Linked DNA regions of Homo sapiens: region 1 is linked to region 2. A link is an interaction called in ENCODE POLR2A ChIA-PET data of the cell type or tissue named here. Cell type or tissue: OCI-LY7. All regions are shown on one strand.

Region 1 (2,500 bases), 95 kb after region 2:
GAGGGTGAGACAAGAGAATCGTTTGAGCCCGTGAGGGGGAGGTTGCAGTGAGCCGAGATCGTGCCACTGCACTCCAGCCTGGGTGACAGAGCCAGATTCTGTCTCAAAAAATAATAATAATAATTGGGAAAAAAATAAATAATTGGGAGTGGACTTTTGCTTTGCCCCCATTTCCAGGAATTGTGCATGACTCAAAGTTACTGCTTTGAGTAGCCCAACTACAGTTGTTGGGCTGATCTGCTCACTCTTTAAGACCCTGGACAAATTCATCAAGCTTTTGCTTTGCACCCCTGTTCCCTCAGCTATAAAATGGGTTTAATAAGAATTCATTCCGGCCGGGTGTGATGGCTCACAGCTGTTATCCCAGCATTTTGGGAGGCCGAGGCGGGTGGATCAACTGAGGTCGGGAGTTTGAGACCAGCCTAACCAACATGGAAAAACCCCGTCTCTACTAAAAATACAAAATTAGCCGGGCGTGGTGGCACATGCCTGTAATCTTAGCTACTCTGAAGGCTGAGGCAGGAGAATCGTTTGAACCTGGGATGCGGAGGTTGCGGTGAGTGGATATTGCGCCATTGCACTGCAGCCCGGGCAACAAGAGCGAAACTCCGTCTCAAAAACAACAAAAAAAAAGAATTCATTCCATTTGGTTGTTGCAAAGATAACAGGCGATAATGTACATAGAACGTTTAGCTACACCTGGCTAAAGCTAGGTCTTAGATAACAAGAATGAGACTGGGCATAGTATCTCATGCCTATAATCCCAGTGCTTTGGGAGGCCAAGGCAGGAAGATTGTTAGAGACCAGGAGTTCAAGGCCAGCCTGGGCAACATAGTGAGACCCTGTCTCTACAAAAAAATAAAAATAAAAAAAAGATAATGAAAACACACCAAATTTGTAGAAATACCAGAAAATCTTATTTTAGTTATTCCTTTTTGGCTTCTTTTTGTTTTGTTTTGTGTGCAGTGGCACAATCATTGCTTAACTGCAGCTGCGACCTCCTGGGCTCAGCCTCACAAGTAGGTGGGACCACAGGTGCGTGACATGCCTGGCTAATTTTTTTTTTTTTTTCTGAGACAGAGTCTCGCTCTATTGCCCAGTCTGGAGTGCAGTGATGCAATCTTGGCTCACTGCAGCCTCTGCTTCCCAGGTTCAAGTGATTCTCTTGCTTCAGCCTCCTGAATAGCTGGGATCACCGGTGCACACCACCACGCCTGGCTAATTTTTGTATTTTTAGTAGAGACTGGGCTTTGGCATGTTGGCCAGGCTGGTCTTGAACTCCTAACCTCAAGCAATTTGCCTGCCTCAGCCTCCCAAAGTGCTGGGATTATAGGCATGAGCCATTGTGCCCAGCCGAAAAGAGTTACTTTTATAAAAAAACTATTGCAGGCTGGGCAATATAGTGAGACCCCATCTCTATAAAAACTAAAGAAAATTAGCTGAACATGGTGGCATGTACCTGTCGTCCCAGCTACTTCAGCCTGGGTGACAGAGTAAGGTTCTGTCCCCAAAAATATATATACTGTTGTTTGCTTCTTTATATACTTGTATGATAAAGGCCATACCATATAATTTAAGAGCTGCAAAGTTTTCTTTACTGTTCTTTTACAGATTGGCTTGAAGTTGTACAAAATTAAACACAAGAAATACATGTGGCCAGGCACAGTGGCTCATGCCTGTAATCCCAGCACTTTAGGAGGCTGGGGTGGGCAAATTGATTGAGCTCGGGAGTTCGACACCAGCCTGGGCAACATGGTAAAACCCCGTCTCTACTAAAAATACAAAAATTAGTCTGGGTGCGGTGGCTTACGGTTGTAATCCCAGCACTTTGGGAGGCTGAGGTGGGCAGATCACGTGGTTAGGAGTTTGAGACCAGTCTGACTAACATGGTGAAACCCCGTCTCTACTAAAAATACAAAAATTAGCTGGGCATGGTGGCGTGCACCTGTAATCCCAGCTATTTGGGAGACTGAGGCAGGAGAATCGCTTGAACCTGGGAGGTAGAGGTTGCAGTAAGCCGAGATTGTGCCACTGCACTGCAGCCTGGGTGACAGAGCAAGACTCTATCTCAAAAAAAAAAAAAAAAGCAGGAAAAAAACAAACAAAAAACAATGAAAATTAGCAGGGCCTGGTGGTGCACACCTGTAATTCCAGCTACTTGGGAGGCTGAGGCATGAGAATCCCTTGAACCTGGGAGGTGGAGGTTGTAGTGAGTCAAGATGGAGCCACTGCATTCCAGCCTGGATGACAGAGCAAGACTCCGTCTCAAAAAATTAAAAAAAAAAAAAAGAGATCTAACAGAAGTTGAGACTCACAGTATACCTAGCACGCTTCTCAGTGATTAGCTTATTTAATCCCCAGAACAGCTTAGTGAAGGAGGCATTATTTATTATTCCCATTTCACAGATGAGAAAACAGAGGCTTAACAATATGAAGTGACCATGTAAATTCCCATGGCAGTGACAGTGGAGCTGGGATTTGAATGTTAGCAGCCTTGATG
Region 2 (2,500 bases):
CCCCCAAAGTATTGTGACAGCTCAAGGATGACTTCCTCTGAAAACCTCTGTCCAGATCTAAAACCATCCTGTTTGTTTGCTTGTAACTGTCTTTTTCTAAAAGTAACACCTCAGGATGGAGACTGTTGCCTTGTCCACTGCTGCCCCCAATGCCTGGAACAAGGTGCCTGACACAGGATTAGGCACTCGACACATAGCTGGTGAATAAATGTCACGGAATTAGCACACGTGTAGAATCAGTACACACGTTTGGCCACAGTCACTAACCGTAACTGATCAGAAATTAAAATTAACTTGCATGTTCATCAAAACTTCTACATGGCTATCAGCGACTGCCATCTAATTGCCATTCTGCAACTTCAAGAGTACAATTTCAAGAGCGTAATAAAAAAAATCGTATTTAATCACACCATAAAGTTGATCAGCACAAGCAAAAAAAAAACTGCACTATTTGGATTTATACTCACTCTCCTTATGACCCTCCAAAACAAAAATGCTGGGCATCCTAGGGCTATCTCTGACAGCAAATGCCTTCAGCTCTTGACTTAGAAACTGCTAACACACTAGACAAAACACTTCCTTAAACTCTAAGACAATGAATAATACTTTAAACCAGGTTTACATCCCTTAAAACCAATTTGCTCATCAGTAATCGTTAAAGTGGTTGTAACAATAAAGACGTTAATAACAGAATACAGCAAAATAGAAATTCTAATCTACTAACAGCAAATCACCGTTCCAATTGAATGGGGTGTGTGCACAAACACAAGCCTTCCCAGAAGCCTCCAGCTCTCCACACTCCTGCACACAGAAGGCAGCAGTAAACCGATGGCACTGCTGATAAAGTAAATTGTCTTTCTTGACAAAGAACTGGAGGAGAAAAGCAGGATATTATAATCCAACACTATAATCTAAATGCTTCTAGCTTGCAAGAAAGTGAGCGTTATGAACACGCTAAGCTTACTGAAAAGTACTTCACAAAAATGTTTTCCAATGTTTAAAAACATTTTAAAATCTTTACTCAGGTAAACGACAGAACTTAACTCATATACCCCCTAACACCTAAGGCAAGTGGGCTATTGAGTATAGCCATATTTTGAAAGAAACTTCTATTGGGATTATTTCAGTAGATACTTTTAAAATTTACCAGAGCGTAATCTTTGAAATCCAGTAGGAACCATATTGCTAGAAAAGGCTGGAATAGAAGTGTGATGTTCTTTAGGTCACTAATTACACACTGATTTGTGACTAAAGCTACCATGAATTCTACCACTACCTGTAGATCTTGAAATCAGCAAATAGGACACATTCTACACTGCTTAATAAAAAGCACAGTAATCTGTGCTTAAGTACAACTAACTAGGTACAACAGCCACTTTGCTGACAATTACTGTAACTTGGGAATATTTTTCTTTACATCCTGATGTACTCAAACTGTTAACTTTTAGAAACAGCACAGCCTCTGTTTCTTCTGATTAACAGGTTATCTTACATTGTTGATATGGAATATGCATCTACCATAATACAGCTTTGAATAAGGTATTCAAAGTCCTCAAAAACACAGAAAAATTATATTTATACACAATTTGTCATACTGCTAACAAAGCTACTTTTTCCCAAGTTACTGAGGTGTCCAAATAAGGAGTTATTAAAAAATTCAACTTAAATTGCTATTCTCTGGCCAATGCATTTGTACCCTGAAAACTACAAAATTATCTCCAAGACCTGGCTAGAAGTTTACATTTTCTCTGAAAGTTTTTCCTCTGTCTTTTACGCACAGTATTTTTTCTTAATCTGACAAGTGGAGAAAACTCTGCATAGCCATCTACTAACAATCAAAAAGCTACAGGTTTTTTTATTTTTTATTTTTAATGCTCTAAATTCTTCAACACTGTTTCAAGGAAATTACTAGGGGTCACACCCATGAGGCTAAATGGTCAACCCAACTTTCCTAATTTAGCTGTGGAAAGATGCTTCCAAGTTAAGCGAAAGAAAAAGATTGGAATATTCAAAGTTTAAGGTTACAACCTAAACTCTTCAACTTGGGAAGCTTGTAAAGGAAATAATTTCATTTTGCTGAAATTGTTCATAAATTACCAATTTTAAATAGGATTAGAGACCAAAGTACTATAAAAATATAATCATATAGCATATTTGAGTGTCATTAACTAGAAACTGCCTGAATTCATCTTAAATCAGTTAAGGTCAGTTAAGGGATCTTAGTAAGAACTTAAAGTATAACATACTAGTTTTAGTTTCAATATTAACAGATACTGTCATCTGCAAAGTGGTTTTTAAAAACATCCTGATCTGAAAAAAAGTTATAATATAAGGAAAGTGAATTTTTAAAAACTTTAATTAAGCAAGATTAAGCATTGCTATCCGTTTCTCCTATTACTACTACTTAACCAGTACAACCTTAAATATCTGTAAAAATTTGACAGGCCTAACTGCACCAAAAAAAAAAGATTTCAGCAAATTAATTAACTGTTAATAAACT

The links. ChIA-PET counts read pairs that join two places held together with the same protein. Peaks named below come from ENCODE experiments on the same cell type or tissue, not always from the same donor. Only the 100,000 strongest peaks of a DNase experiment are listed, where the experiment ranks them.
Region 1: POLR2A ChIA-PET joins it to region 2 with 6 read pairs; 19 of 35 experiments call an interaction of 5 or more read pairs at or near these places.

The regions. Positions count from the first base shown.
Region 1 is chr20:53,681,284-53,683,783 of GRCh38, forward strand. No RefSeq gene overlaps it. Among named protein-coding and RNA genes, the nearest start is that of ZNF217, 89 kb to the left of the region's middle. In OCI-LY7, no CTCF peak of the experiment used is centred here; a DNase peak (open chromatin) is centred at 1,018; H3K27ac peaks cover 1,221 bases.
Region 2 is chr20:53,586,028-53,588,527 of GRCh38, forward strand. The region is part of intron 1 of ZNF217 (zinc finger protein 217); the gene reads right to left. Among named protein-coding and RNA genes, the nearest start is that of ZNF217, 6.6 kb to the right of the region's middle. In OCI-LY7, no CTCF peak of the experiment used is centred here; no DNase peak of the experiment used is centred here; H3K4me3 peaks cover 2,337 bases; H3K27ac peaks cover 2,460 bases.